3 separate regions of the Homo sapiens genome follow, and regions 1 and 3 are each linked to region 2. A link is an interaction called in ENCODE POLR2A ChIA-PET data of the cell type or tissue named here. Cell type or tissue: MCF 10A. All regions are shown on one strand.

Region 1 (8,000 bases), 88 kb after region 2:
GGCAAAGTCCAGAAGTAGGCCCTGGTTCTTGTTTACTTGCTTTCTGTGGTCCCTTCTAGCTGTGAGCTCCACCAGCATGTTACCTGAGCCTGTCTTAGTCACTGCTAAGCTTCTAGGAATAGCACAGTGTTTGGTACACAGTAGGGGCTCACCAAATATCTGTTGAATGAACAGTGAGTAAATAACTGCTAAAGGATCCAGGGTGCAGAATCACTTTAAATGGGCTCCTAGACCACAGCCATCCATAACAGGGTTATCAAAAAGGCATTTCAGTGAACTGATGCCAACCTGGAGCTTAAAACAGTGTTCAAAGGTGACAGAAATCCCAGCAGTGGTGGCTTATGGGGTGGCAAATGATTAGAAGGGGTTACAAGGGCACCTTCTGGAGTGATTTTAAGATATATCTTTGGTTATACAGGTACATACATTTGTAAAAATTCATTGAAGTTTGAAATCTGTACATTTCACTGTATGTAAACATTACATCAATTTTTTCCTTTTTGAGACAGGATCTGACTCTGTCACCCAGGCTGGAGTGCAGTGGCATGATCTCAGCTCACTCCAACCTTTCTCTCCGGGGTTCAAGTGATCCTCCCACCTCAGCCTCCCAGGCAGCTGGGATTACAGGCGCATACCACCATGCCGGGCTAATTTATATATTTTTGGTAGAGATGGAATTTTGCCGTGTTGCCCAGGTTGATCACAAACTCCTAGGCTCAAACGATCCTCCTGCCTCATCCCAAAGGAATGAGCCACCGAGCCTGGCCACATCAAATTTTAAAATGAGAAAAAAGCCAGGCATTGTTGCTCTTGCCTATAATCCCAACTACTTGGGAGGCCGAGGCAGGAGGATCACTTGAGCCCAGGAGTTCAAGGCTACAGTGAGCTATGATCATGTCACCCACTCCAGCCTGGGTGACAGAGCCAGACCTCATCTCTAAGAGAAAAAAAAAAAAAAGAAAGAAAAAGAAAAATGGGGCCACATACGGTGGCTCACGCCTGAAATCCTAGCACTAGCAGTTTGGGAGGCCAAGGCAGGAGGATCACTTGAGCCCAGGAGTTTGAGACCAGCCTGGGCAACACAGTCAGACCCTGTCTCTATAAAAACTTTAAAAATTAGCTTGGGAGGCTAAGGCTGGAGGGTCGCTTGAGTCTGGGAAGTCAAGGCTGCAGTGAGCTGAGATGGCACCACTATACTCCAGCCTGGTTGAGAGATGGAGTCTTTTTTTTTTTTTTTTTTTTTTGAGATGGAGTCTCGCTCTGTCACCCAGGCTGGAATGCAGTGGTGTGATCTTGGCTCACTGCAACCTCCACCTCCCAGGTTCAAGCGATTCTCCTGCCTCAGCCTCCCAAGTAACTGGGACAACAGACGGGCACCACTGCACCCGGCTTATTTTTTATATTTTTAGTAGAGACAGGGTTTCACCATATTGGCCAGGCTGGTCTCGAACTTCTGACCTCATGATCCACCGGCCTCGGCCTCCCAAAGTGCTGGGATTACAGGCGTGAACCACCACACCCAGCTGGGAGTCTTCTATCTTGAAAGAAAGAAGAAAGAAGAGAAAGAAAAGAAAAGAGAGAGAGAGAGAGAGAGAGACAGCCTCATTCTCTCTTTGCCTGCTGCCATCAGCGTAAGATGGGACTTGCTCCTCCTTGCCTTCCACCGTGATTGTGAGGCTTCCCCAGCCATGTGGAACTATCAAGGCAAGAGAAAAACCTGACATCAAAGCAACACATTCTAAGACTGAGTTTATGTGCCTATCTGGATACTGATAATTCATGTCTGAAGAAAGTATAAGTATTGCATTCTCTTGGTCACAGTAATTGTTTCAGAGAGGAGTACCTGAAATAGTCAGAGCTAATGAGTTGTAGTCAGATATCTACTGGGACTATAGAACTTGAAGGTCAAAGAAGATAAAGCTGAAGCTGTTGCATTCATCTTGGCACTACGAAAAGAATGCCTATCAAAGAATGGAGGCAACACGAAGAACACAGAGTTAAGTGCTTGAGATAAATCACATCCTGGTGGCATCATATGAGCACCAGGAGCAAGGCAAGCCTTAACCAGAACTCTTCTGTGTGTGAAGCAATAAAATCAAAATCCTTTTTGGAATATAACAACAACAACAAGAGACAGAGAGAGAAAAAAATGCGGGGGGAAATGTCTATCTGGGACCCAGAAATGGAGAACTCAGGGGCTGCCACTATAGAATGTGGGCAGGAGGTGACACATTTGATTAGCCCCCAGACCAGAGCTGGGTGAGCCGGGGTCAGCAGGGCTGGGCCTCTTCCGGCAGTCAGCCTCCCAGGAAGGAGCGCCAGCCAGCGCTGAGCTGCCTGGGGCCCTCTCTGCCCTTTCTCCTCCTTGCAGTTCCCTCGGCTCCCTCGGCTTGTTCCCACGAAGGCTGAGCACCCAGTGTAGGCATGCGGAGGAAGTGGATGAGTCAGAGAACTCAGGCCGTGCGGGGGTTTGGGAGAGCACAGGATACTCACCCCCTCCCCAGGAGTGCAGAGAGCGAGGGACACACAGCCACAGGAAGGGACATGTGTGCAGGCCCCAGCACACACGCGCCGTGGACCCCCCTGCTGCCCTCTTCTTTCCTCCCAGCTCTGGAGATGAGGGGAGAGCCGGGTAGAGGTGGAGGAGCCAACACTGAGCACCCACTTACCAGAACTCTGCCTGCAGGGCCCTGGCTGGCCACAGTCACTCCAAGCCACATGTCCTCAATAATGTGATGGCCAGGGTCATCTGTGGGCACCGGAAGGATCATGAATCAGAGCACCTCACCCATACTTCAGTGCCCAAAGTCTCCAGAGGGCAGGAGTGGGTCCCGCTTGGGCCCTCCACCCACAGGGCAGCCCTCCCAACTCCCCTTCTCCAGCTCGTCATTATTCTGAGCTCTACCAATCCCATCCAGCCCCACTCTCCTCTAGGGCACCCTCTTCCCAGCTGGACAAGAAGCGACTAGAAGCCGTGTGAACAAGCCTTCTATCTCCTCCAGGCCATTCTCTCTGCGGTACCCCCCTGCCAGACCTCTGACCCAGCACCCCTCCCCAGCCCCTTCCCCTCACTTTTCACTGTGATGTTCATCCGCTCACAGTCATCCTTGTGGGCAGTGAGTGGGCACAGGTACACAGCACCAGTCCGGTTGGTGTAGCCATCGGGCACAGCGAGCTCCCGGGGGGCACCAGCCAGGAGCCTGGGGATAGGGACGGAGGTGGGTCCGGGTTCAGACTCCCCAAGCCCCACTTGGAACAACTTGTTATTTATTCAACATACATTTACAGATTCTTGGTGCCAGGAGACCCCCAGCTCCTGCCCTCCAGAAGTGCCCAGTGTAGGGTAAGGCAGGCAAGGAAAAAAGACACTAGAAGGAAGTGCCCCGGGAGTGGGAAGCAGGGAGCACAGTAGCCCAGGCTCAGGGCTGAGGGGGCAGTGATGGAGGCCAGCAGAAGAGGTGACCTAATCTGAGTCTGAGGACAATCACCAGGGTTCTCCAGGTGAAGAAGGGGAGGAAGAGCACTTGGGCAAAGGCACACATGTGCAGGGCCAGGAAGCAAGAGCCAGCAGGGTGAATCAGAGACCTGCAAGGCCCTCAGCATAGCTGGAGTCCAGGAGCCTCTGGGGAGGCACACAAAGGCAGGCTGGGAAGGTCCTTAGGGGAACCACAGAGGGATTTTAGGCAGGGGCATGACATGGCCAGATCTCAGTTTTGGAAGGAATGCTTTGGCCTTTGAGATGAAGGTAGACCAGAAGAGAGCAAGATGAGGAATCCTGGCAGAGAGTTCAAATTCTGGGGGTTCAGAGGGGAGAACTTAGGGGACTGGGTTGTCAGAACGCTGGGTTTTTCCTCCTGAAGCCATGTGGAGACTCAGATCTTGGAGACCTGGGCCCCTAAGCGACCTGGGTGATGTCCAACATCCTTCCCCAGTTACCTTAAGACAGGCACACAGGTAGGGGTTGGGATAAGTACCTGACACTTTGGACAATGTGGCCCCAGAGCAGAGTTCCCAGTGGGTGGGCAGCAGGTGGGGAGGGAAAGGGCTCTTGCCTTGCTCCCAGCCTGCCCAGAATCCATCTTTGGGGATGCAGACAGCAAGTTCCTGCAAGGATGCTTAGGACCCTGGCAACCCGTCCCATACCAGAGGGGTGGCTGGAGCAGAAAGAGGCAGGGGTTGGCCCTGAAATGCCATCTTAGAGGACAAGCCTTGGGCCATCAGAAACCCCGGGGATCTTTGTTAAAAAGGTAGATTCCTCTGCCCACAACACACCATCTGGTGGAATCTGGTGCACCCCAGTTTGAGAACTCAGTTTTAGCAGATTTTCTCCCCACATCACCTCCCTGCAGCCTCTAAATGTTCTGCCAGGAGCCCCTGCTCAATCCTGATGGCCCTGGCCTTCTCGGGTGGCAGGCACCTCCCAGGTGCCCCACCATTTGGCCCCAGCAACTCTATCACTCTACAGCTCCCAGCTCAGAACTTGGGCTCTGGGCCTCCTGCCAGTCTGGAAGTGCCAAGCAACAGCCACGCCTGTAGCTTCTGCCTGGGACCTGTGAGTGTGGGCTACAGGGAGTGGGCTGGGCAGGGCAGGGCAGTGCAGGGCCTGGGCATGCCAGGGCCTGGGGTATCTCCACCCACTGGGAGTCAGGAATGTACTGCCTGCGGGTGCTGGGAAGGGGGTGGGACCTTGCCTATACTTCAAGACAACAGCTCAGACCTCACCCTGGGGAAGTGTTCCTGGGAGAAGGGGTGAAGCTTCCTGGCCAGGGAGGCTGGCAGGGGGCCAGGGTGGCAGCCAGGCCTGGAGAGTCACTTCTCTCTGGGCTGGGAAGGCCTCGATGAGTCCACTGCCTGACCACCCATGGACATCCGCTCTCTGGCGTGCCTGACAGATGAGAGAAGGGACCCACAGCCTGCGGGAAAGGAGCATCTCAGCCTGAGAACCCACGGACCTGGGTCTAGGGTTTGTTCTGCCTGAAGGGGCAATTTCCTTTCCTTCTCTGAGCCCTGAGTGCCCCATCTGTAAAATGGGGGCAGCCCCTCTCCTGCTGACCTCCAGGGTTGCTAGAGGAACAAATAGGTCTATTCTACAAAAAGGTGTTCTGATATGAAGCCATAGCTAATGTGAGCATTGTTGTTCCGATTTGTTGTGGCATCAGGACTGGTCTAGCATGCCTCCAGCCCTCCCTCCAGGGACCCAGGAATTTCTTTTTTTCTTTCTTTTTTTTTTTTTTTTTGAGACAGGGTCTTGCTCTGTCACCCAGGCTGGAGTGCAGTGGCACAACCTCGGCTCACTGCCACCTCCGCCTCCCGGGTGCAAGTGATTCTCCTGACTCAGCCTCCCAAGTAGCTGGGATTACAGGCATGCACCACCACGCCCAGCTAATTTTTGTATTTGTACTAGAGATGGGGTTTCGCCATATTGGCCAGGCTGATGTCGAACTCCTGACCTCAGGTGATCCACCCGCCTCGGCCTCCCAAGTTACTGGGATTACAAGCGTGAGCCACCGTGCCTGGCTGGACCCAGGAATTTCTGCCCTGGCATGTTAGGGAACCTGGAGCAGAGGGAAAAGAAGAGACTCCTTTGGTGGTTTAGAGAGATCAGCAGGGAGACATAGGAAGACTTCCATGGCTTGAGGATACCAGGTGATCACTGGGGTCAGGGTGGGAGCGCTGGCAGCTAGAGTCACTCTACAGCGGGGGCTCAGATCTGGCTGGAGGTGGAGGTTGGGAATTTTCTACAGTGACACTAAGGGGTCCGGGCCTCAGTGGGAGGCCGGGCCTTGGGCACGCCTGTAATGGAAGTGTTGCCCCCTTGTTGCTGCTGCTGCCCTGCCCATGTTGTCATACAGGAGGCAGCTGAGCAAAAGGGTCTCCATGCCCTCCCAGCCCCCTCAACTCAGCCAGGAAGGGGCTAAGGGACTCCCTCCTCTGAACTTCCCAAGGTACTGAGCAGGCAGAGCTGGGCACGCATGTCAATCAGATTGAAATACTTCCCCTTACCACCAATACCCTCCTGCCTGTTGCCTGGAACCAGCCTTATGCCTACTGATAGAGGGCAGGGCAGGGCCAGTGCCCTAATCCCAGCCCTACATCCCAGGCCCCTCCCTCCTCAGAGATTCCAGAGTGAGCCCCCGCTTCACCCCCCCAGAGTATTTTTAGCTTCCACTTGGCCCACTCAGAGGCCCTTTAAGGCCCTCTGGCTCCCAGCCCAGGATCCAATGGGTCTACAGCCAGAGGCCTGCACATGGATGGGGGAAGGCGGGTGTGCAGAGGGTGGTTCCAGCTTCCTCCAGCCACACACACCCAGGTGTGTGCGGAGGGGGTTGGAGAATCCTGAAGGTGAGAGGGACCTTACTGTATGCAAATGAAATGCAAATTAGTACACAAATGAGCAATTCTGCCAGCCACCTGCTTTTAGGTCTGGTCCAGATCACAAAATCCAAAAGCTGACCCCTTCCAGAGCAGTACTGAACCCATCCCCTCAGCTGCAGCCAGAAGGAGGGAGAGTAGGTGGAGGGATGCCTAGATGGAGCTCTTAGAGCAAGGAAGATAGGAGATGGGACTGCCCCTCTCCTGGAGTCAGGCTGGACTGGGGGGAGCAGAGACCCCCAGCCCCCCAGATGGAGTGGGATGGGTGAAGTGACTACTCAAGGGCTTTCCAACAGCTGCCTCCTCACCCTCCCATTGGCTCCAGCCAAACAGCCCCTCTTGGCCTCTGCGGAGCCCCTTGAGCTCCAAGTTCCGAAAAAGCCCTTCCTTACCCCTGCCCTATCACTCCCCTTGGGGCAGTTCAGAGCTAATGGAACAGCCAAGGAGAAAGCAGAAGAATCAAAGAAGGGCGCGGCACAGTACCCAGGAGAATTCAGGGTACCAGGTTGGCTCACCTCAAAGAGGAGAAGGCCCCTGGGGGCACTGGGGTGGGGTAATGCTCAGAGAAGCAGCCTGTAAGATTCACCTTCCCAGATTCTGTCACCTCAGGGAGGCACTTGGTGGCTCCATGGGAGGATTCCAGAGGGGGCCAAAGGATCTAGCACTCAGGCCAACATGGCAGGGCCTCACTCCTTGGGTACCTAGCCTCCTGTGTTCCCCTCCTATCCCCGGCCGGGAGGCAGGTGGGGAGGGTGCCTGCTCCACCTCTGAGCCCCAGAGAAGGGGTGGGGGCAGCTCTGGGATGCCTGGATCCCAGCTCTATGCCAGCCTTGCTGCCCGAATTAGCCATCTCCCCAGAGGCCGGCCCTGTGGCAGCTGAAACTGCAGCCCTCCCCATCCTTCCTGACCCTTCCCTTGCTGCCCACCCAGCCCCCTCTCCCCACTGGTGACTCAGCCCTAGAACCAGAGCAACAAGCTGGAGGGAGAGAGAGAATGAGAAAGGACAGGAAAAAGAGCCCTGGCTAAGCCTCAGATAAAAAAAGAACAAGGCCATTTTTCTCAGTTCTGCTCCCTTTCCTTGGCTCTTCAGTATTTTTCCTGTATTTGACCCCCGAGGGCATTCTAAGTGTCATCTAACCTCAATTCCTCTTACTGCAAAGGGGATCTTCTTCCTTCTTTGTTTACTTCTGACCAAGCCCCCTTCGCTGCTGCTTTTTCTACAAGATCAGGCTTCCCCTACTCCTGCCCAGTTGAAAGCCTCTTGGCCTAGACTGGTCACTGGGTAGAGCCAGAGGAAAAAGATACTACACGAGCAGGCCTTCTGCCTCCAGCCACAGCTGCTGTGCCCATTTCTGCTGGCACGAACCTTGAAGGCTGCCAGGCACCTGCTTTGCCCAGGGAAACATGATGTTAGGAGAGCATGGCAGGTGAGCCTGGCTCCTGCGTACCTCAGGCATGACCTCATTTCTAGGAGCCACCCTGCCCTGGGCTTCCCAGATACCCTCATTTCCAAGCAAAAGTGAAAGAGAGAGAAGGACCGGCAGTATCCCCATAGGCCCACAGGGTCAGGCCAGACCAGAATGCCTGGATTCCCAGGAGGGAATGTCAGTGCAGGTGCTGGAGCAGAG
Region 2 (8,000 bases):
CGGGCTAGTGGGGATGGAGATGGTGGGATGCTGTTTCCTCTGACCCAGGGCAGATGAGGCAAAGGCTGGCAGGAAAAGGTGTCTCCGAGAGCCAGTCTCCTTCTCAGGCACCCACTGCACAAGATCTGGAGGGCAGATGAAACATAGGAACCATCGAAACACAGAAATGTGTATTATTAGCAGTGAGAGCAGGCAGTAGAGTTTTTTGAATCTGCTGATGACAAAATATATTGCCTAATCTTTCTGATTATTTTTTTTTTCTTTGACCTCCCTGCATATCTCTGGAGCTCCCACAGCTACGGGCTGTCTGCCTTGCAAAATACATATTTACAGGCCCTCTAAGCCCAGCTAAATATAGGCTTTCTTTTAAAGCAACTGATGATTTGGAGAAATCTTTCCTCTGTCCAACCCCTTCCCCCGCCCCCCAACACACACACACACCCTGACTCCTCCTACCAAGTCTCCCTCCCTAGTCTCCAAGATGTATCTGAACTTTCCAAGAGCCACTGGAGCAAGTGTGGAGAGTGATAGAAAGAAACTGGGTACAGCAGAGGGAACCAGCAGCAAGGCAGTCTCCTAGCTGTGAGAGGACCCTAAGGGACCCCTCTCCCTGCAGGGACAATGAGGGGCTTGAGGCACCCACAGGCAGGAGTGAAAAACCCTTTGGGAAGTAGAGAAGAGAGGTCATCCCAAGAATGACCCCCAAAGATTTGGAGAAGCTGTAAGCAAGGGGTGTTTATATTTCAGAATTTCACATATTGAACCTTAAAGAAAATGAGAGCCCCAAAGTCCTGTGAAGACACACAGAGAGATGCAAACACCGAGTTTCATTCTCAGCCACACCTGCCCACATGTGCATGCAGGCACACACCCCCACATGTGCTTGGATACCCTGCAATCAGTAACAGCCAACACTCTGAGCCCCCTTTTAGTGCCTTATGCATTGAGGACCCATTTATTCCTCACAAAAACTCTATGAAGTTGGTATATTATCTTCATCTTATAGATGAAGGAATTTGTTGAAGCCCCTTAGCTGGGGAGTGGGAGGTTGGAGATTCTAACAGAGATGGCCTGGCTTCAAGGCCTGTGCTGCATGCACAAAAGTGAGGGACACCTAGGGTTATCTATGCTCAGGAAACACTCAGACACTCAAGCTAAGCTTTTTGAGGAAACAGGCTTTGGGAGGGGACACGACTAGCCCACGGTCATCCAGCAAATGAGTGCAGCTAGGACTCAATTCAGGCCTCATGAACCCTAGCCTGGTCTGTTTCCTTTAAAACTAGGTATGTCACTTCTCAGCTTTCGTCATTCTCCCTGTGAAGAGGTCAGCCAAGGGCCACTAAAGGCCCCTCCAACACTGACATCCTGGATTTGAGGTGTACACACACCTTTCCAGCATACCTTTCCAGCATCCTATAACCAGCCCAAATCCCTGGCAGAGGTCAACTCTTGAAGGAGAGCAACTGGGTGGGGACCACTGGCTCACCACAAAAGGATCCAAGTGCAGGGTCTGGGCCAGCCTCTGCTTAGATGACCGTGGCCAAGGAAAAACCGCTTTTAGAAGCTGAGTCTCAAGGCCCCAGGGCTGGAAAGAGAAGCCAGCCTTGGCACCCAGCCCGGGCCTGCGCCCAGGGCGCTGAGGGCTCGGGACTTATCGCTCGTCAGGCCTCTCCCTGCCTTCATCACTATCTTTGCAGTTACACCTGGTGTTTAAAACTAGCAAGCCTTGGGGAAGAGTCCTAACAGAGCATCTTCCCAAGGGCCCTAAGCAGATTTGGGGGGGTGTGGGAAAGCTGTGGCAGGGGGGCGGTTACCAGGAGGAGAGTTGGGGGTGAATTATCTCTGCCTATCGCAGCCTCTGGCCTTTTTAGCACAGGCTGGGAAAGGCGTCTCCTCCCCCACACCCTATCTTCTGTGTCCGAGCCACTCTCGTCCTTTCTGGGCCTTCTTTCATCCTCCCAGGGCACAGAGGAGGATAAGTGACTTGTCCAAGGTCACACAGCCAGTAAGCAGTGAAGCCAAGATTTGAACCCTAGCAGCCTGGCTCCTAGGTCAACCACTCTATGCCAAGGCAAAGGTAAGGAAGGAACTTCCATCCAAAGACCACTGGGCAACTTGGCCATCAAAGTCTCTTCCATGAAGACAAAGGAAAGAGAAAGGGTGGTTAAATTATCCTGGAGTGCTTCCTCACTGGAGGATGTAGGTGAAGATGACAGCCCAATGAATGAAAATTCTATTTAAAGCCTTCAGTTTGGATGGTAACCCTCCCAAACCCTCCTTGTTCCTATCAGGTGCGATTACTGCTCCAGACAGGCAGAGAAGGGATGGAGGGAATGAGACCCCATTCTTCACCCATCTCACAGGCCAGCCGGCTTGGTGCCTGACACCAGAGAACAAGTGATGGTGAAGCACTTACCGCTCCATAAAAGCGTCTTTGGGAATTCTGGCCAGGGTGTTGCTCTGCTAACCAGGAGCCCATGAAATAATAATCCCACTGATTAGCCTCAGTCCCCCAAGCTCTGGCTAGCTCCACCCTCTTGAAGCCCAAACCCCCTAGAAGGGTCTGTTAAAGGGGTTTGTCCGGAGATTCATAATCCTTTGGACAAGGGAGACCCAAGAGCACCCCTGTAATTCCAGTTTGCTCTAAGCTGCTACCGGAAATGCTGGGAGTCCGAGGGTCTCTGGGCCTGGTAGCTGGTTCTCAGCTCCTTCTCCCACCCTCAGAAACTGGGGGCTTCCCCACCTGGCCAGACGCGTGGGCACAGACCCCTTGGGCTGGGACCAGTTAAGATGATCTACCACCAAGGGTGTGGGAGATTCTGGGCAGAACACAGGGGCCTGCGCCCTCCTCCAATCCACACAAGAGCTTCTGAGTACATTGTACAAACTTCCAAACCCCAACTGGGTGAGGTTTCTGTCTTCTCCGGACTTCTATATTGGGGTTGGGGGGCCTGTGGGGAGGGGTTTTCAAGACCCAATCTTGAGTTTGGAAATCTAAGTCCCAAAGCTTGCTCCTGACAGAGGCCTTCTAAGAAGGGTTAGGAGACAGACTTCTTCACCCTGCACCATCCCAAAGTGCAAAACTGGGGAGGGGTAAGTTTCCTGGGCAACTGGGCAAAGATGCAGGTGGCATTTGGAAAGTGTGAGGTCTGGGTTCACTTCCGGCTCTAGCTCACAACCTAGATCTTCCCTCTTCCTTAGCACCAGCCTCAGGATCAGTCCTGCGGTTCCTGGCCCCTCCCGATCCCAATATCCAGGGTTCCCAGGCGGCTTCCCCACACCCCATCCCCCACGCTGTACTCTAAGCTCTTTTGCACATGGTAACGCGTTAATATCCCACAAAACCCACACACACCCCTGCAGTGGAGTGGTAGGAGGGCTCCCTTTGCCAGCCCTTCCAGGCCAGGGGGGAGAGAGTGGGAGATTAGGAAAAGGAGGAAGAGGATGGAGGGGAAGAGGGCGGGGGAGGAGGCAGAGGCCGCAGAAAGGCCTGAGATGCAGGAAGCAGCTGGGAGTGGGGGGAGGCTTTGTGCCTGAGTTGTTCTCTGGGTCCTAGGGCCCATTGTGTTCACCAGTTTCTGGGATGTGTGGAATGAACCAGCTCACCTGGACCTGTCCAGAGGGCGGACTCTCACACCCAGGGCCCAGGCAGCGCCAGCACCCTAGCTGTGTATGCGGGGGGTGCAGAGGGCATCAAACAGCTTTCTGGGTTGCCAGGACAGGGGATGTGTAAGTCACTGTCACCCTCCCCACCCCCCCACCCCAACCGGAACACAGTGGCCAGGATCCTTTAAATCAGAGACCCAAGTTAGAGCTCTCACTGGCGAAACTTTGGCCCCAGGCCTCTCGAATTCCTGCTCCCAAACCCTTCCTTCCGGTTTGAGAGGCAGGAGTGCCAGGGTAGGGGCCTGAAGACGGGTGCACAGCAGACAGGCGACAGGACATCCTTTCCAGACTTCGGCAGTTTTGGTGATCCCCTGCTACTTGGATGACGGGGTTCACCTCCTTTCTTCACCACCCCTCCCCCACCATCGAAAGGTCACCAGCGCTGGACCAAGGTTTCACACCTCCAAGGGGGCCAAAGATTGCCTGTAGTGAAGTGTTAAAATGCAGATTCCTGGGTTCAGCCTCGGAGATTCTCCTTCACAAGGTTCGAGAGAGATCCCAGAAATCTGCATTTTTACCAAGTGCCCAGCGATTCTGATGCTAAAGGCTTGAAGCACACCGAAGAGCTAGCTCCGAGGACACTGAAGAATGAACCTCTGCCCCTCCCTACAAACCCCCTCCCCTCACACTGAGACCATCGTGGATGTACTGCCTCCCCCCAATATTTCATGGAGGTGCGGTTCTGTGGGTTGTGACCGCAGTCAGAAGTTGTGATGGAAGCAGGTTGAAGAGTGCTGGCCAACGTCCGGGGGCAGCGGAAGGCTCTCCGCGAGGGCTGGGGAGGGGAGGGGATCCGTTCGGGTGGAGGGGAAGGGGAGGGCTCACAGGCTCCGGCCCCGGAAATCCGATCCCTTTAGGACCCAGAGGTGCCAGTCCCCCAGCGGCGGCTGCGAGAAGGGCAGCCGCTCGGTCTCCGGCAGCCGCCGCTCGGGCAAAGCCAGAGAAAGACCGAGGCTCGGGGCACGGGGGGGAGGGAGGGAGGGAGGGAGGCGCGGCGGCGGAGCGGCCCGGGCCGGCGGAGCAGCCATGGGCGTTGGGGTGCCGGGCCCCCCGAGAGCCGAGGCCTCCGGCCGGACTGGGGGACGCCCGGGCTGCCAGCCCCGCTGACACCGTCTCGGACGATGTGAGCCGGCGACACCGCGGCTGCTTCGCGGGCAGGGCGCGCGCTCCCACCGGCCCCAGACGCCGCTTTGCTAATTTGGGTGGGGGCGACCGTACCAGGCCGCTCGGGCTTTTGAAGCGGGGCTGGCTGTCTTCGGCAGCTTGATTGGGGGAGGCGACCCACACACAGGGCGCTTGGAGATTTTTTTTTTTTCATTTTTTTTTTTAAAGCGGGATTAACTGTTTTTGGCAGCTTGGTTTTGGGGGGACCCTAAAAAAGGCCTTCGGGGTTTCTTTTATCGGGGGGAGGGGGCGGTGGTCCCGACTTGGCCAGCCGCCTGTTGAAGCGGGGGAGCGGGGAGCAGGGGCATGCGAACCCGGCTCCCCCCACCATGATGAAGACGGAGCCACGGGGGCCCGGGGGTCCCCTCCGGAGCGCCTCCCCGCACCGCAGCGCCTACGAGGCGGGCATCCAGGCGCTGAAGCCGCCCGACGCGCCCGGGCCCGACGAGGCACCCAAGGGGGCCCACCACAAGAAATATGGCTCCAACGTCCACCGCATCAAAAGTATGTTCCTGCAGATGGGCACGACGGCGGGGCCCTCGGGCGAGGCGGGCGGCGGCGCGGGCCTGGCCGAGGCCCCACGGGCGTCCGAGCGCGGCGTGCGCCTGTCGCTGCCGCGGGCCAGCAGCCTGAACGAGAACGTGGACCACAGCGCCCTGCTGAAGCTGGGCACCAGCGTGTCGGAGCGCGTGAGCCGCTTCGACTCCAAGCCCGCGCCCTCCGCGCAGCCTGCGCCGCCGCCGCACCCGCCGTCCCGGCTGCAGGAGACGCGGAAGCTGTTCGAACGGAGCGCCCCAGCGGCCGCAGGCGGCGACAAGGAGGCCGCGGCGCGGCGGCTGCTGAGGCAGGAGCGCGCCGGCCTGCAGGACCGGAAGCTGGACGTCGTGGTGCGCTTCAACGGCAGCACCGAGGCGCTGGACAAGCTGGACGCTGACGCCGTGTCCCCCACGGTCAGCCAGCTCAGCGCCGTCTTCGAGAAGGCCGACTCGAGGACCGGCCTCCACCGCGGGCCCGGGCTCCCCAGGGCCGCAGGGGTTCCCCAGGTCAACTCGAAGCTGGTCAGCAAGCGGTCCCGGGTGTTCCAGCCCCCGCCGCCGCCGCCGCCCGCCCCGTCGGGGGATGCCCCGGCCGAGAAAGAGCGATGCCCCGCAGGGCAGCAGCCCCCGCAGCACCGAGTGGCCCCTGCCCGGCCGCCCCCCAAGCCCCGGGAGGTGCGCAAGATTAAGCCGGTGGAGGTGGAGGAGAGCGGGGAGTCGGAGGCCGAGTCGGCGCCCGGGGAGGTGATCCAGGCCGAGGTTACGGTCCACGCGGCCCTGGAGAATGGCAGCACCGTGGCAACTGCAGCCAGCCCCGCGCCCGAGGAGCCAAAGGCCCAAGCGGCCCCGGAGAAGGAGGCGGCGGCGGTAGCGCCGCCAGAGAGGGGGGTGGGCAATGGCCGGGCCCCGGACGTGGCCCCTGAGGAGGTAGATGAATCCAAGAAGGAGGACTTCTCGGAGGCGGACTTGGTGGACGTGAGCGCCTACAGTGGGCTCGGGGAGGACTCTGCGGGCAGTGCCCTGGAGGAGGACGACGAAGACGACGAGGAGGATGGGGAGCCCCCCTACGAGCCCGAGTCGGGGTGCGTGGAGATCCCGGGGCTGTCGGAGGAGGAGGACCCAGCCCCGAGCCGGAAGATCCATTTCAGCACGGCGCCCATCCAAGTAAGTGAGCCCCCCCGCCCTGCCCCCGCGCCGCCCCTGCCACGTGCACGCGGCCGCCCCCGCTCGCCAGCCAGCCAGCCGGGTTTGGCAGGCTGAGTCAGCCCCTGCCACCCAGCCCCCTTCCCAGAAGTTCCCACCCTCAGGGGGGCGTGGGGGAGTTCCAGCTGTTTGTCAGAGAGGGATTTTCAGGTGTGCGAGGGGGGTGGCCTGCCCCGACCTGCCCTCAGGTTCCTCCGCCTGCTGCCCCGCCCCGCCGCTCCGCGGAACCCGCCCTGCCCCACGCGGGTCCTGGGACACCTGCTTTCCCTTCCTCACCCGGACATTCCTTCCTCCAGAGGCTGCCAGAGGCTGGGGTTGGGTAGTGTGAAGGGGTGTGTGTGTCTTCAGGAGAGACATTTGCCCTTCACTGGGTAGAGAGGGGGCCGGGGTGCTTTCCCCCTGTATGGGAGCTGGATGAGGTGAGAAAGGGGAAAGCCAGGAACTTCTCAAAACGAAGCTGCAGGGGACCGCAGGCAGCCCTTCCTCTATTCTGTTTGTACCCCCACCCCAACTTTGCAGAAGTGAAAGAGGGAAGCAGATCGTGAGGGTGAGCTGGTCTGTGGCCATGTGACTGGCTGGCGCCGTGTTCCCTGGGGGTCCCTGCAGGCCAGCTGCCCGGTCCTCCTTGCACAGGGAGGGGCACTTTGTGTGGTCCTTGATGGGGAGAGGCCTTCTGCAGGCATGGAGGAGGAGGAGGTGGGGCTGGGATCCCCCTGGGTGCCTGGCAGTAGTGGGCATGCCTTTACTCTTGGCTGCTCAATAGGACAGACTCCCATGGCCTTGGCAGGCCCCAAGTGTTCTTGCCACATTCTCTGGGAGCCCTGAAAGAGGGATGGGAGCTGCCCCTTTTGGGGGTCTCATCCCCACGGCCACTATTGGTGGTTGGTTTGTGGGTTGTGCCAGAGCTTTGAGATCCTCAGAACAGCCCTGATGGGGAGGGAACATCCCCTGGGGGGAATCAAAAACCCCAGGCCACCCCTCCCCCCACTTCCCACCACCCTCCACTCTTGGCTAGCACATTCAGCCTGCAGGGTTCTTCCTCACCGCCCCAGGCTCAGCTGCACCCGGCCCCAGGTCCGCCCCATGGAAGTGTCCAGGTCCCTGGACTCTCCTTGGCCTGGACCCTGCCCTGCCTTTACCCTTCCCTAGCCAAAGCACCATCTGTTTGCTTGTCGTTTCCATAACTACTCCTGGACTCTGAAGCTTCCCAACTTTCCTCTCACTCGCCCAGAATGTCAGCCTCTGCCCCTCTCCCACCTCCCACCCCAGCAAGAGGCCTGAAAGGTTAAAAGTGAGTGGCTCTCAGGCCAGCCTCTCCCCTGGGCTGGGACCTGCGGGGTCCTCTCCCAACCCCTTTCCCCTCCTGAAGGCAGTGGGGTTCTGAAGGGAATGGGGGACTGTAGTGTTTCTTGGGACTCTGAAGCAGAGTTT
Region 3 (8,000 bases), 120 kb after region 2:
ATCAAATAATCACATCTGGGTGGATTCACTTCAAGGCTCTCTATTCTGTCCCACAGGCTCTCTATTCTGTCCTTGCACTAATACCATGTTGTCTTAATATCTAGTACTGGAAGTCTTACAGCTGTGCTCTACTTGAAGAAAGTCTTGGCTATTCTTGATCCTTTCCATTTCCATACAAATTTTAGAATCAACTTATCGATTTCTGCACACACACACACACACACACACATTCCTGCCAGGATTTTGATTGGAATTGCATTGAATCTATAGATTGATTTGGGGAGGATTTACAAGGTGGAGCTTTCCAATCCATGAACACTAATTTAGATTATCTTTAAATTTTTTTATTTTTTGAGGCAAGATCTTACTCTGTCACCCAGGCTGGACTGTAGTGGCACAGTCATGGCTCACTGCAGTGTCGACCTCCTGCGCTGAAGTGATTCTCCCACCTCAGCCTCTTACAGGCACACGCCACCACACCAGACTAATTTTTCTATTTTTTGTGGAGATGGGGTTTCACTATGTTGCACAGGCTGGTCACAAACTCCTGGGCTCAAGTGATCTGCCCGCCTCCACCTCCCAAAGGGTTAGGATTATAGGCATGAGCCACCATGCCTGGCCTAGATATTTTTAAGTATTTATCAAAGATGTTTTGAAGTTTTCTGTGTAGTGAGGGAGCTTTCACTGTTTGGGTTAGATTTATTTTTAGGTATTTGATATTTTTATGATGTATAAATGATGTTGTCCTTTTAATTCCTTTCCCTAATTGTACATTGGTAGAAAAACATTTGATTCGTTCCTTTTTTTTTTTTTTTTTCACTTTTAGAGACAGGGTCTCACTATGTTGCCCAGGCTGGACTCAAACTCTTAGGCTCAAGGAATCCTCCTGCCTCAGCCTCTCTACTAGCTGGGACCACAGACATGGGTTACCACATCCGGCTTAGTAATTCTAATTTCAATGGAGAAAAATTTATCAAGTTTTTTCCTTTATGGTTAGTACTTTCTGTGTCCTATTTAGGAAATCTTGTTATTCAGGAGGCTGAGGCAGGAGGATTGCTTGAGCCCAGGAGTCCAAGGCCAGACTAGGCAACATAGTGAGACCGCATCTCTATTTAAAGGAAAAAAAAAAAAAGAAATCTTTGCCTACCCCAGCAACATTTGATTTTTTATACTGATTTTGTATCCAGTGAGCTTACTCAATTTACTTATTTATTCTAACAGCTTGTCTGTATATTTTGGGGGATTTTGTCTATGGGCCACTATGTCATCTAAATACTGGCAGTTTTCTTTCTCCCTTTACAATTCTCACAATGTTTCTTGTGCCTTATTCCCTTGCCTGAGGCCTCCCTTGTAGGGTAGTGCTGGATGGAGTGGTAACAGTGGGCTCCTCAGCTGCCTCCTGATCGTAGTAGAAAGCTTTGAATATTTCACCACTCAACCTAATGGAGTGTGTGTGTGTGTATTTCAGATAATCTTCATAGTACTACTTTTTCAGACATACCTTGCTGATAAGGGAAGGGTCTGAGGGGCTGGGATAGGGAGCAGTGGTTTGAGGTTGGGGAACCCCTGGGAGTGGCCTGCCCCTTGCTCAATTAAAAAGCAAAACAGTGCCGGGCGTGGTGGCTCACGCCTGTAATCCCAGCACTTTGTGAGGCTGAGAACGGCAAATCACTTGAGGCCAAGAGTTAGAGACCAGCCTGGCCAACATGGCGAATCCCCGTCTCTACTAAAAATACAAAAATTAGCTGGGCATCGTGTACTTGTAGTCCCAGCTACTCCAGAGGCTGAGAGGCACTAGAATCGCTTGAGCCCAGGAGGCGGAGGTTGCAGTGAGCTGAGATCGCATCACTGCACTCCAACTGGGCAACAGAGCGAGACTCCATCTCAAAAAAAAAAAAAAAAAAAAGCAAAGCAGAAGCTGGACCCTGCCTATAATCCAAGCACTTTGGGAGGCCAAGGTGGGAGGATCACTTGAGCCCAGTAGCTCAGGGCTGCAGTCAGCTATGATGGCACCACTGCATTCCAGCCTGGGTAACAGAGCAAGACTCCATCTCTTAAAAATAAAAATAGAAATAAACAGGCCAGGGGCGGTGGCTCATGCCTGTAATCCCAGCACTTTGGGAGGCCAAGGCGGGCGGATCACAAGGTCAGGAGTTCTAGACCAGCCTGGCCAACATAGTGAAACCCCGTCTCTACTAAAAATGCAAAAAATTAGCTGGGCGTGGTGGCAGGTGCCTGTAATCCCAGCTACTCGGGAGGCTGAGGCAGGAGAATCGTTTGAACCTGGGGGGCAGAGGTTGCAGTGAGCCAAGATTGTGCCACTACACTCCAGCCTGGGCGACAGAGTAAGTAAGACTCTGTCTCAAAAATAAATAAATAAATAAATAAATAAAAATAAAAGAAAAGAAATAAACAAAACAGAGTTGTCTCCAAAGGGGAACACCTCTCTGGTGACTCCCTCTATGTCCTCCATCAGAACCTGGTCAGAACATCTGTCTGGTCTGGGGCTGCTGGGTATCCCCTTTGGCTCTGGAGCATGAGGCTACCGGTCCATTCCTGTCATTCCCCCGGGCGCTGAGGCTCAGAGCAGGGTGGTGACTAGCTTAGGTCCCACAGCAAGTGAGTGGCAGAGCCAGGACTGGAACTCGAGGTTCCTGGAGCCCAGCTCCACTTCGGCCACCACACTGTGGTCAGGAGCTGGGAGGTGACCAGAGGGCAGAGGGAGGGGCATGTAGGTATTTCAGGAACGGGACAACTTTGTGCAGGTACTGGACTCTATGCCCACAGATGTGCGTAAAGAAGATAGGTGGGCAGCCCCTCCTCCAACAAGAGAGGAGCGGGGTCCAGGTGGGGTGGGAGGCAGGTGAGCAGCTGACCCTCAAATCTAGTCCTGCGCCATTTGGAAGGAGGATTTGGGGAGAAATCTCCCCAGGGCAGCATGGAGACCTGGACCATTGGGGTTTGCTCCATCCCCACTAAGGCCCTTGGGAGGAGCTTAGATATCAGGACTGGGACCCTGGGAGCCCAGCGCTCCCAGGAGGAGCCCATGGCCAGAGAGGGCAAGTCCTGGATGCACAAGGAGATGGCGCAGAGCTGTGGCCATACCAAACCCAGCGTGCTTGGCTGTCTAGGACAGGAACAGTGGCCCTGTGTAGAACCCAGCCTGGTCTCCCCAATTCTCACCACAGACTCCAGGATGACAGAGAGGAGAGGGCTGAGCGAGAGAGGAGAAAATGGAGAGGAAGGACGGGTCAGAAAAGGGAAGACAGCCCTGAGAGGCGGGAGCTAGACAGGGGGTCCAAGGTGTGAGGGGCCAGGAGGCACATGGAGGGGAGCTGAGCCCAGGCGGGGAGGGTAGGGATGAAGCAAACCCAGACACAGGATGTCAGAGGCAAGCGGCATTCTTCCTCCCTGGCTAGCCCCTCCTCCACCCTGCCCACTGGGAATGTGCGGAATGTGATGAGCCGGTAGGATCAGGACTCCCACTCCACCTGGCACAGTGCGCGGCGGGGCGCTATGCCATCCCCACGTATCACAGGGGGGTTTCTTGGGGGTGGGGTGGAGAGATTTCAATGGACATTACCCTAATATAGAAACTGTGTGGAAGGTCTTGGGGAGGGGTGCCACTCCTGTGGGCCAGATGCCAGGGCTGTGGGCATGATCAGATGCTTTCCTGTTGAGCTGCTGTGAGTCAGAAGGCACGGGGCCTGGGTTGGTAGTTGGGGTGGGGGGCAGTGTCCCCAGTTGCCAGGGAAGCTGGGGCAGCAGGAGAGGGGAGGAGGGAAGCAATACAGAGTGGCAGCTGACACTCTCCTGGAGGACTGGGCACTGCAGCTGCTGGCCAAGGAAGTCCTCTGGGGGCCCCAAAAAATGACTCCACCCCTGCTGGATTTAGAGTCCCATGGAGCAAACTGGGGCTCCTATGGTCCTCACTGCAGCGGGTCCAGGGGCTCCACCAATTCAACGCAGGGCAGTCTCGAGGCGCGTGGGCACGCTCTGTGTCCTGCAGCATCCACGCCTGCCCCGCCCTCCCATAGATGCTCGTGGCCCTCCTCTTTGCACAGCTGCATTCACTCCCCTTCCTTGAGTGATGCAGCCCACCTTTGTTGAGGCTTGCTCTGTGGCAGGCACTGTGCAAGGTCCTGGGGCTTCAACAGTGAATCAGCTGAGGTCCCTGCCCTCCTGGGGCTATGCGTCATGTGGGGCCTGAGCCAACAGCCAAGACATGGATGCTTCTGGCTGAACGCTGGCCTCACAGCCGGAAGCAGGGGAGGGGCAGGAGCAAGGCTTGAGGAAAGCAGAAGGGATCCGGTGACCCTGAGGCCCCGGGACCCAGTCCTGTTCCAGGGATCCACTTTCTGCCCTGGAGAGGTACACGTCTGAGAAACGCTGCAGAACACAGCAGAGGGAAGGGAGAAGGGGGGCAGAGGGGTGGACTCGCGGTTTGAGGTTGAGCCTGGTTGGAGGAAGAACAGAGACGGAGAAAACCTCAGCCCCAGGGACCACTGTGCGGCTACACCTGAGCCCCACTGCGGGCGGCCTGAGCCCAGCATGGGAGGCCAGCCAAACCTCTCTCAGGGCCCACTGCCCGCTGGCTCCGCGGCAGAACGGAGGGCAGGGGGCGCTAGCCCGAGTGGCTGCCGTGGGATCCGATCCAGGCAGGCCCCGCCAGCTGCAGGACTGACCCACAGGTACCTGGCCGCCATGGCCCACTCTGGTCCCGGCACCCCCGCGGGGCTGCTGAGCAGGGAGGGCCGTGTGAGGTGCCCACAACAGCCACCTCTTCTGGGCCAGTTTTGGTTCCTCCTCACACTTAGCACAATGCCTGCTGGCACAAATGAGTCAAAAATGCTTGGGGGGAATCAAAGCTATGAATGAATGACGATTGAATAAATAAATGATGGATGGATAAACAAATCCATCAACCAACCAGTTATCGGAGTTCCAGCAGCCAATCCTTCAGAAATGGGCATGCTTGCCACCTGGTGGCGACTGCGCTAACTGCAGCCATGGTCAGGGCCAGCATCACCGGTCACCACACAGCAGAAGCCTGGGCTGCCACCACCAAGGCAGATCCCGGGGTCACCCTGTTCCTCCTCCTGCCTCTCAGCCATGCTGCCTTATTTTCCAGCACACTTAAGCAATTTTCTGTTATGTTTGAAAACCCTCTTAGGTAAGAGATTCCTTCCTCGCCTGTGCCCTTTGGAAACTCCTACGTATGCCCTGACCTTTGTTTTCGTCTGGTTCTCTTTTGTCCTCCAGGCAGAAAGAGCATGAGCGCCTCCTTCCCCTCACCCGGACAGGAAGGTCAGCCTGGCAAGAGTCAGGCCCTGGACCGGACAGGCAGGAATTCTGTCTGTCCTTCCCTGTCTCTTCCCCGACTTCTAAATATGTTAAGTCGGTTGGTTTGTCTCAGGGTGGGTCCTTCACTCCTGCTTCTGAATTCGTGTGAAGACACTTGGCCTGCTGGCTCCAGGCAGTCCCCATGGGCACCCAGGGCCCAGAGCCACACTCTGCCATTTAGAGCAGGACAGCAGTGAGGATCCACCACGGCCAGCAGTGAACACAACAGCTCTAATACAGGGAAATACCCTGGCCTGGAGACAGGAGACAGCATTATGTGGCTTTGGACAGGTCACAGGCCCCCTCTAGGCCTCAGTTCCCCCATCTGTGTAACCGGGGGTAACTCTGGTTCTGGCATTCCGTGGCTCTGCCTCTCCATGCCTGGCTGATGTCCACAGTGTTTCTTCCCTCCTTTTCACAGGTCCGGGCTTCATAGCTGCCCTCACTCCCCCTTGTCCTGCTCTCTAGCCCCAGGGCCAGCTGTAAAACACATGGTGGCTTTCAGGCATCCCTTTACTTTGTGTCCCTGTAAGGGGGGATCCCAGGTGTGGTGAGATCACTGGTTGCCTATCCCTGACATCCATTCCCCCTTCCTTGTTAGTTATAGAACCCCACTTTCATGTGGGGCAGCGGGAGCCTCGGGGTCCTCAAAGGGGAAGCCCATGATTGATCACAGACCCATCTCCATGTGACTCTTTCTCCCCTGCTCTATTTGAGGACCCTGTGGCCCAGTCTGGTTGACACATAAAATTTAAGCATCACAGCTGGGTGTGGTGGCTCATACCTGTAATCCCAAGCACTTTGGGTGGCTGAGGCAGGTGGATCACTTGAGGTCACGAGTTTGAGACCAGCTTGGCCAACACAGTGAAATCCCGTTTCTACTAAAATTACAAAAAATTAGCTGGGAGTGGTGGTGCGCACCTGTAATCCCAGCACTTTGGGAGGTCGAGGCAGGAGGATTGCTTGAGCCCAGGAGTTCATGACCAGCTTTGGCAACATAGCAAGATCCTGTCCCGAAAAAAGATACATATATATATATCTAAATTTTCTCTCTCTATATATATTTCTTTCTCTCTATATATTCTCTCTCTCTCCATATATATATATATATATATATATATATATATATATACACACACACACACACACACACGTATATATATATATATATACATATATACACACACGGGGCATCTAGCTACAGCCTTGGTTACCAGGAAGACAGTGGGTACTTGTTAGAGTTAGCTGCTGTGATGAACTCTCTCTCTATATATGTGTGTGTGTGTGTATACATACATGTATACAGGTACACACACATACATATATGCATGCATGTATGCATGCGTGCGTGCATGCTGCATGCATGCGTGCGTGCATGCTGCATGTATGCGTGCGTGCATGCATGCATGCAGCATGTATGCATGCAGCATGTATGCATGTATGCATGCATGCATGTTGCATGCATGGATGCATGGATGCATGTATGGATGCACGTGTACATGTATGGATGCATGTATGCATGCACGTGTACATGTATGTATACATGTATGGATGCATGTGTGGATGTATGTATGCATGTATGTATACATGCATGGATGCGCACATACATGTATGTATACATGTTGCGTGTATGCATGTATACATGTGTGGATGCATGCATGGATGCATGCATACATGTGTGGATGCATGCATGGATGCATGGGCACATGTATGTATGTATGTATGCACGCATATATGTAAATGCATGTATGTATACACGCATAAATGCATACACATACATGCATACATGCGTGCACACATACATGAAGACATGCAGACATGCATCCATGCATGCATACATGTATGCATACATATATGTGTACATGGATAATGCATACATACATGCATACACACATCCATACATTGTACATATGTGTGCACACATGCATGCATACGTGCACACATGCATACATGCATTCATATACATACGTGCATACATGCATGCATACATGTATGCATGTGCACACACATACATATGTGTATATATACATATGTGTGTATACATGCATGCACGCATGTATCCACATACACATACATGTATGTATGCATGTACGCATGTATACATGTGTGCATGCATTCACATGCATGCGTGCATACATGCATGTGTGTATGCATACATGTATGTATAATGCATGCGTGTTTACACATGCATACATGTGTGTATACATAGATGTATGTATACACATATACATACATGTATATGCATACATATGTGTACATACATGCATGCATACACATATGCGTACATGTATGCATGCATGCATGCATGTAAATGCATGTATGTATGCACACATGCATATGTATATGTGCATGCATACATACATGTATATGCACACATGTGTATGTATGCATACATGTGTGTATATGCGCATACACATGTGTGTATGCAAACATGTATGGGTACATGTATGCATGTGTGGGTACATACATGTACATATGCCCTACATACATATATGCATGCATGCGTGTTTGCATGTGTATACATACATGTACATATGCATGTGTGCATGTGTGTATACATACATGTATGTGTGCATGTGTGTATACATACATGTATGTGTGCATGTGTGTATACACATAGGTGTGTATATATGTATATGTTATATATGTATATACAC

Evidence for each region. ChIA-PET counts read pairs that join two places held together with the same protein. Peaks named below come from ENCODE experiments on the same cell type or tissue, not always from the same donor. Only the 100,000 strongest peaks of a DNase experiment are listed, where the experiment ranks them.
Region 1: POLR2A ChIA-PET joins it to region 2 with 24 read pairs; 10 of 35 experiments call an interaction of 5 or more read pairs at or near these places.
Region 3: POLR2A ChIA-PET joins it to region 2 with 12 read pairs; 4 of 35 experiments call an interaction of 5 or more read pairs at or near these places.

Annotation. Positions count from the first base shown.
Region 1 is chr17:50,059,277-50,067,276 of GRCh38, reverse strand. It overlaps ITGA3 (integrin subunit alpha 3), which reads right to left. Exons shown (of 26, transcript NM_002204.4): 2 at 3,073-3,200; 3 at 2,670-2,749. Among named protein-coding and RNA genes, the nearest start is that of ITGA3, 7.2 kb to the right of the region's middle. RefSeq lists enhancers at 1,970-3,169, 4,124-4,624, 4,625-5,125. In MCF 10A, no CTCF peak of the experiment used is centred here; DNase peaks (open chromatin) are centred at 2,416, 2,866, 4,646, 6,176 and 2 weaker places.
Region 2 is chr17:50,147,673-50,155,672 of GRCh38, reverse strand. It overlaps PPP1R9B (protein phosphatase 1 regulatory subunit 9B), which reads left to right and starts at 4,996. Exons shown (of 10, transcript NM_032595.5): 1 at 4,996-6,530. The coding sequence starts at 5,160. It overlaps LOC124904025 (a long non-coding RNA gene), which reads right to left and starts at 6,938. Exons shown (of 3, transcript XR_007065841.1): 1 at 6,846-6,938. RefSeq lists a cis regulatory region at 1,077-2,113, enhancers at 4,331-4,625, 7,345-7,414 and silencers at 4,636-4,725, 4,796-4,885, 5,535-5,644, 6,495-6,614. In MCF 10A, CTCF peaks have their summits at 4,551 and 6,847; DNase peaks (open chromatin) are centred at 1,572, 3,542, 3,852, 4,512 and 1 weaker place.
Region 3 is chr17:50,023,988-50,031,987 of GRCh38, reverse strand. No RefSeq gene overlaps it. Among named protein-coding and RNA genes, the nearest start is that of PICART1, 28 kb to the left of the region's middle. In MCF 10A, a CTCF peak has its summit at 4,991 (motif pointing left); DNase peaks (open chromatin) are centred at 3,627, 4,217 and 4,927.